3 separate regions of the Homo sapiens genome follow, and regions 1 and 2 are each linked to region 3. A link is a contact called in ENCODE Hi-C or POLR2A ChIA-PET data. All regions are on one chromosome and are shown on one strand. Each heading gives the region's core, a stretch centred on a gene start or an enhancer-like site at or near the end of the contact. The rest is flanking DNA. Distances are from core to core; before and after follow the strand shown.

The links. A loop is a pair of places that touch in the nucleus more often than their neighbours do. ChIA-PET counts read pairs that join two places held with the same protein, here RNA polymerase II (POLR2A). Pooled maps may share reads with other maps.
Region 1: a loop to region 3 is called in a map with no recorded cell type, with 5 times the contacts of the local background. The contact joins the promoter of RHPN2 here to the promoter of PEPD in region 3. A Hi-C loop is called at or near these places in 1 of 37 single-sample maps with no recorded cell type and 1 of 50 pooled maps. POLR2A ChIA-PET finds 5 or more read pairs at or near these places in 1 of 52 experiments (PC-3).
Region 2: a loop to region 3 is called in a pooled map, with 4 times the contacts of the local background. The contact joins the enhancer-like site here to the promoter of PEPD in region 3. A Hi-C loop is called at or near these places in 8 of 168 maps with a recorded cell type or tissue (B cell, CD4-positive, alpha-beta T cell, CD4-positive, alpha-beta memory T cell and 5 more), 10 of 37 single-sample maps with no recorded cell type and 22 of 50 pooled maps. POLR2A ChIA-PET finds 5 or more read pairs at or near these places in 6 of 52 experiments (A549, CD4-positive, alpha-beta memory T cell, GM10248 and 3 more).

What each region holds. Positions count from the first base shown.
Region 1 is chr19:33,062,618-33,066,161 of GRCh38, reverse strand. RHPN2 (rhophilin Rho GTPase binding protein 2) reads left to right here and starts at 1,274. Exons shown (of 15, transcript NM_033103.5): 1 at 1,274-1,378. The coding sequence starts at 1,310. RefSeq lists enhancers at 240-739, 1,952-2,580 and silencers at 887-1,386, 1,447-1,666.
Region 2 is chr19:33,158,725-33,161,885 of GRCh38, reverse strand. WDR88 (WD repeat domain 88) reads right to left here. Exons shown (of 11, transcript NM_173479.4): 8 at 1,390-1,472. It overlaps LOC124904691 (a long non-coding RNA gene), which reads left to right. Exons shown (of 2, transcript XR_007067228.1): 2 at 1,231-2,115. Among named protein-coding and RNA genes, the nearest start is that of TRT-AGT1-3, 17 kb to the left of the region's middle. RefSeq lists a cis regulatory region at 545 and enhancers at 461-630, 974-1,383. Within about 2 kb of position 1,250, at least 4 of the 41 ENCODE cell types and tissues checked have a DNase peak (open chromatin) inside an H3K27ac peak, as active enhancers do; they include CD4-positive, alpha-beta T cell and CD8-positive, alpha-beta T cell, where a contact is called at or near this core.
Region 3 is chr19:33,519,950-33,523,431 of GRCh38, reverse strand. PEPD (peptidase D) reads left to right here and starts at 1,641. Exons shown (of 15, transcript NM_000285.4): 1 at 1,641-1,688. The coding sequence starts at 1,672. LOC105372370 (a long non-coding RNA gene) reads right to left here and starts at 1,498. Exons shown (of 3, transcript XR_935918.3): 1 at 1,418-1,498; 2 at 1-11. RefSeq lists enhancers at 414-1,376, 1,377-2,340 and a silencer at 1,432-1,631.

The sequences.
Region 1 (3,544 bases), core at 25-2,524, 460 kb after region 3:
TTCAGCCTGGGCGACAGAGCGAGACGAGTGAGGATCACTTAAGGTCGGGAGTTCGAGGCCAGCCTTGATATCATGGTGAGACCCCGCATCTATTTAAAAACAAAACAAAACAAAACAAAACAAAAGCTGTAATCCCAGCACTTTGGGAGGCAGGCCGAGGTGGGCAGATCACAAGGTCAGGAGTTCAAGACAAGCCTAGCCAACAAGGTGAAACTGTCTCTACTGAAGATTAGCTGGGTGTGGTGGTGGACGCCTGTAGTCTCAGCTACTCGGGAGGCTGAGGCAGGAGAATCGCTTGAACCCGGGAGGCGGAAGTTGCAGTGAGCCGAGATCGCGCCATTGCACTCCAGCCTGGGCGACAGGGCGAGACTCCGTCTCAAATAAAAAAATAAAAAAAATAAATAAAAAGGCCGGGCGCGTTGGCCCGCGCCTGCAGCCCCTGCTACTTGGGAGGCTGAGGCTGGAGCATCGCTTGATCCTGGGAGGTCGAGGCTGCAAAGAGTCGAGATCGCAACACTGCTCTCCAGCCTGGGCGACAGAGCGAGGTCCCATCTCTTAAAAAAAAGAACTGTGCTCAAGGACATCTGCCGTGTCTGGGGCGCAAAACCCCTCCTGGTCCCCTCTCTCAGGGCAGTCCGCGAGCCCAGCGGATCCCACTCGTCTTTGCAGCGCGGACAGGGAATCGGCTGAGTTGATCCCATGCCAACAAGCCCGAGTAGTCCGGGCAAGGCGCTCGGCGGGGCAGTCAACGCTCCCTCCGCCATGGGCTCCCCTCTTGGGAAAAGCTTTTCCAAACCGCCGGGCCCAGGGCCCAGAGCTCCCGCCGCGCCCTCGACGTGGCGTCGAGTCTGGCCCCTTCCCCCGCGGCGCACGGGCTTCACCCAGGAGGGACGCGCCTGGATCCACGCCTTCCTCACTGACTCCCCGGGCTCCAGGGCAGGGTGCAGGTCCACAGCCAGGGCTTCGCTGCGGCCCCTGAGACCCCAGTGCCTTTCCTGCGCTCTCGCGGCACTCGCAAAGTTGAGTCAGCCACGACGCCCACAGACAACCCCGAGGCGCCGCGCCCAGGGCGCAGCTCTCCGGGTGACGAGCGCCTCAAGGGGCGCGGGTTCGGGGCCCGCGACGGGGCGGGGCGCGTCTCCAGGGCTCCAGTGCTCGGCCTCAGGCGGGGCTAGAAGGGCCGCGGGACGGGGTGGGAGTGGAGGGGCGGGGAAGGGCGGGGACAGGGGCGGGGCCGCACGTCCTCTCGGGCCAGCCTCAGCCGCCGCGCCTCAGTCCGCCGTCCGCCCTCCGCGCCCGCGCCGCTAGCATGACCGACGCGCTGTTGCCCGCGGCCCCCCAGCCGCTGGAGAAGGAGAACGACGGCTACTTTCGGAAGGTGGGCGGCTTCGGGCGGGCGGGCGGGGACCTGCGGGCTCCAGACCTCCTTTCCCCCGGGCCCTGCAGGGGCCGTGGGAGCGCGCAGTCGGGGTCCACTAGGCCGGGAGGGGGAGGGGGCGCACTGGGCCGGCGCTGGCCGGACGGAGGCTGGCGGGGAGGAGTGGGGGCGGCGATGTCCCCGGCGTCCCGGGCAGGTGGCATCCGGGACTGGGCGGGGAGTAGGGGAGGCGCATGTGGCCGCTCCGCGCAGGTGCGGGCGGAGGACCTGGAGGGGTGCTTGGGTCTCCCCCCTCCCACCCCCCGCCACCCCTCGCTTGCGATCCCTGGTGCCTGGGGAAAGGACCCGTTCCTGGCTGCGCTGGCGCCCTTGGCCTCTGGGCGCGTTGCAAGAGCGCTTGGTGGGAGCGCGGGTGGAGACAGACCATCCCAGGCGTGTTGGCGGTCTCATATTTATTTTAGGCGCTCTGTCGCCCAGGCTGGAGTAGAGTGGCGCGATTATAGCTCACTGCAGCCTCGACTTCCTGGCCTCCAGCGATCCTCCCGCCCCAGCCTCCCGAGTAACTGGGACTGCAGGCGCGCCACCTCGCCACGCTAATTTTTTGTAGAACTGGGGTATCGCTGTGTTGCCCAGACTGGTCGCGAACTCTTGGGCTCAAGGGATCCTCCCGCCCCGGTCTCTCAAAGTGCTGGGATTACAGGCGTGAGCCACTGCGCCCGGCCGGCGGTCTCTTTTTGCCTCCAAAATGCTTCCAAAGTCCGCCTGTGGGACTTTTCAGGGAGCAGGGGAGAGCTGCTGGTGGGAGGGAGCCTCCGGCGTTGCACCCTCCTCCGCTCCGGGTCGTCCAGGAGGGCGTGAGCACCGCAGGTGAGGCCCACGGTCTTGTGCGTCTCACTGTGTGCCAAAGCGGATTTGTCTTGTTGTCCGGGAGACTTGGCGGGGGCTGGCGGCGGGCGGCGGGCGGCGGGCGGCGGGTGGCGGGTGCCGGCCTCGCAGGTTCTTGGCATGTCCAGGAGCTCTTGGGCCCAGAAGATAACAGTCAGGGAGCTCAGTCCCTCAAAAGCGACCCCAGCCTGTGGAGCAGGGGCCCTGGGATACCCGCAGGCGGCAGGGCCTGGGCTACAAAGATGCTTTGGAGCCGGGAGTCATGGTGATGCCTTCCAAGCCTTCCTCCCTCTAGGTCCTGAGCAAGTCTAAAAATAGCTTTTGGCCCTTGGCCAGGGATCACTGAGAGGGTGGAGAGATTGTTGTTGATTTTCGTTTTTATAATAGATACGACAGTGCATAATTATAAATAGGGAAGTGAAACTTTCCCATAAACGAATCAATTCTTAATTGTTCAAAGCCTTAGGATCCAGTTCTTAAATGGTCTTGGCATCTTCCTCCTTCTCCCAGGTGACACAGAGAGACTGTGGGCTTTGCTCACTGGTGAGGAGCCCTGGGCAGGACAGTGTGGGGCAGAGTGGGAAAACTTCTTTTTTGTGAAGTTGCTTTTAGCATTAAAAAAAAAAAAAGTAGTTTTGAGGTATATTTAAGTTTAAAGATGTCATCATGGAATTACAGGATTATAACTTCTAATTATGTGTGGCGTTTGGGACAGAGGATCACAGGCCATGGAATTGCAGGAGGAGGCCTGGCCTGGGAATTCCTATGTCTGTCCTCGGGCCCCGGGGCCTGACTGCCACTCCCACAAAATTGCTGTGTGGCCTCCCGCAAGTTGCTGCCTCTTTCTGGGACATTTCCTCCCCAGATTGTTCTCTGAGCAGGTGTAGCTCTGGAACTCCAGCAGCACCTGGGGGAAAATGGCAGCAAGAGAAGCACACCTGTGAGGGGTGGTCCCAAGCCTCCCAGAACACATTTTCCTGTGGGAGCCCTCCGTGTCTGTGAGCCCAGGGGAGGACTTCTTGCTCCGCACTGGGAAAGAGTGGATGGCAAGAGAGCTAGGAAAGGTGCACAGTTGGGTGTTTTTCATTTATTAATTATTATTATTATTATTATTATTATTATTATTATTATGAAACAGAGTCTCACTCTGTCGCTCAGGCTGGAGTGCAGTGGTGTGATTTCGGCTCACTGCAACCTCTGCCTCCGGGGTTCAAGCAGTTCTGCCTCAGCCTCCGAAGTAGCTGGGATTACAGGCGCCTGCCACCACACCTGGCTAATTTT
Region 2 (3,161 bases), core at 1-2,500, 360 kb after region 3:
TCTAGAGATTCTTATGCCTCAGCCTCCCAAGTAGCTGGGACTACAGGTGGGCATGACCACACCTGGCTAATTTTTGTATTTTTAGTAGAGATGGTGTTTCACTATGTTGGCCAGGCTGGTCTCGAACTCCTGACCTCCAATGATCCTCCAGCCTCAGCCTCCCAAAGTGCTGGGATTACAGGCATGAGCCACTGTGCCTAGATGACAGAGGGACTTTAAGCACAGAGAGGTTTAACATTCCATTTTAATCCGTTTATTTGCTGTGAGGAAACTCGCTTTGTCTCCCCAAGTCCTAGGAGAAGACAGCTCAGATAGACCAGCCCCAGGGACCTGAATATGGGCTGCTCAAGGACACATGTCTACTTTGTGTCCCTGGGAACAGAAAGACCAAGAATCAGGGATGCACGCATTCACAGCCAAAGGTGACAGTGAGATCGTGAAACCAGGGAGTATGCAGAAATCCTGGGGTGTGGGGCCCCTTGGGGGAACAGGGGCACAGCATGAGGCAATTGTGGGTTCTTGCTGTGTTGGATAACACATCCCCGTATCATAGAGCCACTCTGAGTTGGGGCTCCTCTCATCCTCTCACTTGTAGCCCAGAGCATTCAGTTGACATCCCCATTTTGGAACCCCAAGCTTTCTGTGCATGCCTCACTAGGGCATGCGTCTCTCTTCAAGGTAATTTCTGTTTTTTGTTTTGTTTTGTTTTGTTAGAGACAGAATCTCAGTCTATCGCCCAGGCTGGAGTGCAGTGGCACAATCTTGGCCCAGTGCAACCTCCGCCTCCCGGGTTCAAGCGATCCTCCCACCTCAGCCTCCCAAGTAGCTGGGACTACAGGTTTGCACCACCACACCCGGCTGATTTTTGTATTTTTAGTAGAGACGGGGGTTTCACCATGTTGGCCAGGCTGGTCTCAAACTCCTGACCTCAGGTGATCCGCCCACCTCAGCCTCCCAAAGTACTGGGATTACAGGAGTGAGCCACAGTGCCCAGGCCTGCACAGTAACTTCTGCTGTTCTTAGACACTCCCACCTCAGGGTTTTTGCATCAGCTGTTCCATCTGCCTGGACTGCCCTTCTTCTTCAAGATCCCCACTTATGTAGTCCTTTCTGTTCTCAGCTCAAACACCTCCTTCTCCAGGAAGCTCTGCCCATGCAATGTGGATGGGTCCCCCGCCTCTGTCCCCATCATGTCACCCTGTTGTGGTTTCTCCATTTCACTCCTCACAGTCGGTGGTGTGTTTGCTGGCTTCCTGTCTGTCCTTCATCAGCCCACAGAGGCATCAAGGCCTGTGTCACTCACAGCTGTGTCCCCAGCAACCAGCATTGAGCACAGGAAGGACTCGGGAGGGAAGTTCAGATCCTCAATCTCATGCTGGCCACATGTACCTTCAAAGAGAGCTTCCGGTAGCCTTCTGCTACATCCCAAATAGCCACAGTCCTATCAAACCCTCCAGAAATGAGAAAAGAGCCTGCAACAGAAAATGAAAGGGTGGAGATGGGGGTCAACTTTCCAAGCCAAGTGAGCCCAAAGCCAGCTGAAGATGCCTTGGCGAGGCACCACCTCATCTCACTCTGACAACACTGAAACCCCTTCCTGGAGTGGCTCCACGACCCCAAGCCAATTACAGCTGATTCTTATCATTTACAGTAGTCATGTTCTATGACAGGGGTCCCCAGTCCCTGGGCCACAGACTGGTACCAATCCATGGCCTGTTGGGAACCAGGCCACCCAGCAGACAGTGAGTGGTAGGCAAGCAAGCCAAAGCTTCATCTGTATTTACAGCCACTCCCCATCGCTCGTATTACCACCTGAGCTCGGCCTCCTGTCAGATCAGCTGCAGCATTCGATTCTCACGGGAGCATGAACCCTATTGTGAACTGCGGATGCGAGGGATTAGGTTGTGCACTCTTTATGAGAATCTAATGCCTGATGATCTGTCACTGTCTCCCATCACCCCCAGATGGGACCATCTAGTTGCAGGAAAACAAGCTCAGGGCTCCCACTGATTCTACATGATGCTGACTTGTATAATTATTTCACTATATATTACAATGTAATAATAATAAAAATAAAGGGCACAATAAATGTAATACACTTGGGTCATCCCGAAACCATCCTCCACAGCTCCCATTTGTGGAAAAGTTGTCTTCCATGAAACCTGTCCCTGGCGCCAGAAAGGTTGGGGGCCTCTGCAGTTTTTGCAGACACTGAATTAGTGAATACTGAACCATCGCTCCTAGGGGAAATACAGGGTCAGTTTCCTGCGAGCTCTGGTCACATTCTCATCAGTTGATCAGTACGTAACTTTGTTTTATGTGTGTTTCTGTTTAAAGACACCTTATTGCATATATACTGTTGATTTGTTTACATTGAACTCACAACCAACAGCTGTAACTCATGCCTGAATGGATGCATGCATTTTCCCCATCATAGCACTCTCGCGCTTAGGAACGGCAAACAGCACTTCGGCACTGTGGTTAGGGATCATTTTATTTGTTATTTATTTATTTATTTATTTATTTATTTATTTATTTATTTATTTATTTTTAGAGATAAGGTCTTGCTCTGTCACCCAGGCTAGAGTGCAGTGATGCAATCAGCTCACAGCAGCTTCAAACTCCTGGTCTCAAGCAATCCTCCCACTTCAGTTACCAAGTAGCTGGGACTACAAGCAGGTGCCAGCACACCTGGCTAAATTTTTTTTTTTTGTTTTGGTAGAGATGGGGTCTCACTATGTTGCCCAGGCTGATCTCAAACTCCTGGGTTCAAGCAATACTCCCGCCTCAGCACCCCCCCAGCACTGAAATTAAAGCTGTGAGCCACCACACACGGCCAAGGGAGCCATTTTACACAGCAAAATCACTAACAAAAAGCAAAAGAAAGCCCAGGTGTGGTGGCTCACGTCTGTAATCCCAGCACTTTGGGAGGCTGAGGCAGGCAGATCACATGAGGACAGGAGTTCAAGACCAGCCTGGACAACATGGCGAAACCCCATCTCTACCAAAAATACAAAAATTAGCCAGGCATGGTAGTGCGCACCTGTAATCCAAGCTACTTGGAAGGCTGAAGCAGGAGAATCGCTTGAACCCAGGAGGCAGAGGTTGCAGTGAGCCAAGATCGCGCAACTGCGCTCCAGCCTGGGCAACAGAGGGAGCAA
Region 3 (3,482 bases), core at 392-2,891:
GTCAGGGACCCCTGCAAATTGTCCATGTGTTGTGGGAAGGGGTAGAAGGGATGAGGCCCCCCCTCTTCCATTAGCTCTCGTTTTCCTTATCTGGGACCGGGAGGTGGGAGGGGCTGTCTGGAGGGGCCACATTCCTCCTGGCAGCTTTGGTCTCTGGCTGTGCCTGCAGGTTTGAGTGTAAAACCCTCTAGCAGCCCTGTGAGGTGGCCCCATTAGCTCTCTCCTGACAGATGAGGACAGCAGGGATGGTACTGGGCTTCCAGGTAACTGTGCCACGTGCCCTTCACTACCCTGCTTATGGCTGGCTCCCTTGCTCCTATTTAAGGGGCCTATTCTCCTCCCTGCTTCATGGGGACAAACAGAAGCTGCTTCTCCAGTCATAGCCCCTGGCTCCCACCAGCCTGGCCATGGTGACCCACATCCTTGTTTCGATAAAGAAACAAGAAGCATCCCCCAACCCACAACCTTTGATCAGAAGCCACTTCCAGCTGTGGGACAGCTGCAGGGTGGGGTCAGGAGCCCCACACGCCTATCCTGGGCCACCCATCCACCTGTCCACACACATCTGTACACCACACACATCTGTACACCCTTGGCGCCAGGGACGCCCTCCCCCAACAGTGTGGGGCCCCCTTCCTTCACAGGGGCAGTGAGGTCACTCCTCAGGGTATGGCTTCATGAGCTCAGCCTCTGTGTGAGCACTCTCTGGCCTCAGTTTCCTCATCTGTATAATAGACTTAAAGATAGTCTCGACCTCATAGGGCTGTGGTGAGGTTTCTATGAGCTCACATGTGCAACGCATTTGGGCCGTGCTTGTAATGCCCTGACTCTGTTGGCAGTAGGGAGGGCAGCGTCTGCTGCAGGGTCCCTACACCTTCTCTGCAGGACTCTGCACCCAGTACCAGTGCCCAGTGGGGCAGAGGAGTAAGCCTTCTGGCAGACTCTCCCTCCTAAACCCTTCTCGGCTGTGCCCACTTCTCGCCTGCCCTCCTCCCTGGCTTCCCTTCCTCCAGCTTCTCCATTCTGCAGCCCAGGAAACCTAGAAAAGATCCTACCAGACTTAACTCATAGGCCCCACAGTGGAGGCCCCGCAGGGTCTGGCCCTTGCTTCCCTTAGGCTGCCCCTCTCTCGCGCACATTCTCCTGGACGCTGCACATTTAGAGTCCTCCAGTTGCCCCACGGCCTTTGCTCAAGCCCTTTCCCTTCTTAAACAAAAATCGCCACCTCTGCCCCGACCCTAGCCTGGGTCAGTCTCCCTCCTCTCCTCCCACGTGGTTTCTTTATTCCTATGTGTTCTTCTCCCGGGTGGGCTGGTACGCCAGATCGGGGACTGAACCAGAATCAAGATGTCCTCTGCTTCAGGACCTCCCTCCCACCACGAAAAGGCTGCAGATGCTGCCCGCTAACCCGACCTACTGTCTGCAGCCGGCAGCCCGCTCATTTATCCTGGCCGAGCTCTTGGGCCCCCAATCTCCGGGAGCCCCGCCCCATCGGGGCTCCGCCCTTCCCCAGGTACCGCCCCTTCCCGTCCCGTGGAATTTGGCTCTGGAGGAGGTGGGTCAAGGACTCCATGCCCCGCCCCCTGCCCCGCCCTTACCCCGCCCCATGCATTGGCACCCGGAGGGGCTCAGCTGACGCCGCACTTCACGTGACGCCGGTGCCGGGCGAACATGGCGGCGGCCACCGGGTGAGTGCTGCGCCTCCCTCGCTCTTTCCCGCTGGCGTGGAGAGGGGCATGGGTGTCCCGGCCGGACCGCGGGTGAGAGCGTCAGCCGGGGTCGCTGAATGCCGCGGGTAGGCGCCTCTTCCCGTTGGCCCGGAGTCCCAGCGCCGGTCGGCGAGCTGCACGCTCCGAGTCAGGGTCAGCGCGGGGGCCGCAGCTCCTCTCCACCCTCCTGGCTGGCTCCGGCCCCACCTGCCCGCGTCTGGCGGCCCCACCGTGTGCGGCTGCGGTGGGGGCTGGGGTCGACACGCATGTTCGCTGCCAAGACCCCCGGGTAGGAGGGCGGCGTTGCGAGGACCCCAGGGACCCGGGCGCTTCCCGGAGGAGGCGGTATTCGAGACGGACTTGGAATTCCCTTTTCCCAGCAGGGCACTTCCCCATTTCTTTCAGGGGCCAAATGTCACCCCCTCAGGGAATCCTTCTCTAACCATCTATCCCACTTTTTGTGCCCTCATCATCACCTGATAAACTATATAGAGCATTGTTTGTACTTGTTCTTTATCTTCTCTGCATTTAGAGTGCAAGGGCAGGTATGTTACCTGCTTCTCAGTAGCCCGGTGCCTTGCACACAGTAGGTGCTCCATACTGGGCTAAATGAAAGAAAGCTGAGTGGTCGTAGTGGGAGGAAGGGTGGACAGATGGGTTCACCAGAGCGTTGGGCGGAATCTCCCAGATAGGGAGCATCTGAGCCCAGGGTAAGGGACAAAGGTTGAGAGTTCAGAGTGTTCTGGGGACAGGGGTGCATGCCTGGGGCTGGTTGGAAGGTGTGGTGTTCCAGGTGGCGGCTTCAGACTTTGCCCTGATGGGCTGGAAGGGTTTTGTTACAAGCTGCTTGATCTGTTTTTTAAAGATTAGGCTCCCCTGAGCTATGTGTGAGTTCAATGGGAGAAGGTGTGGGTCTGGTGGTACAGTGGGGTAGAGGGGGCATGGTGTAGGAGGGAGCAGTATTCCAGATGCCAGGTTGGAAACTGAGGTCAGAATGGGGGATCTAGTGGACTGAATGCATCTCTCTTTTTAAGATACAGGGAAAATGGCAACAGAAAGTGGGTTCTAAGTTGGCCCCCAAGGTTGAGGGAGCTTAGAGCATACAAATCAAATATTTTGTGGGCACCTGCTATATTCCAGGAATAGCAGTGGGTCTTCCCTTAAGGTACTCACAGGCCACTGGAACAGATGGACACATGGGACTCTGTCATCCATCTGCTTGCCGTGTGGTCTTGCCATTTGCAAAGGAGGGGCATGGACTCTGAGCTCAGATAAAGTGTGGGAAGGCTTCACTTCCTGGGTGACTTTTGTGCTAGTCCTTCAGCAATGAGACTCCCTTCAGGTAGAGAACAGTGCAGACAAAGTCTCAGATGGGTGTCAAGGAACTCAGGGTCAGATCCTTGAATCCAGCCTGTGACCCTTTTAAAGGGTAGACTGAGCAGGCTGGTGCCCAGCTGTGGGTGTGCTGTCTCTCTGGTTAGGCTGGCTCGGTGCTCACAGGGAGTGCCAGGGGTTGCATTTGGGTTCAGGATTCCAAGCTGGCCTGAGACCTGCTGCTCTCCTGAAGGAACCAAGCTGATGTCTGGACGGGAGCAAGTCTGGAACTGACTGGATCCTGGAATGAGAGCTTTTCTTTTTCTCTTTCTTTTTTTTTTTTTGAGACGTAGTTTTGCTCTTGTTGCCCAGTCTGGAGTGCAATGGCATGATGGCTCACTGCAACCTCCACCTCCCAGGTTCAAGCGAGTCTTCTGCCTCAGCCTCCTGAGTAGCTGG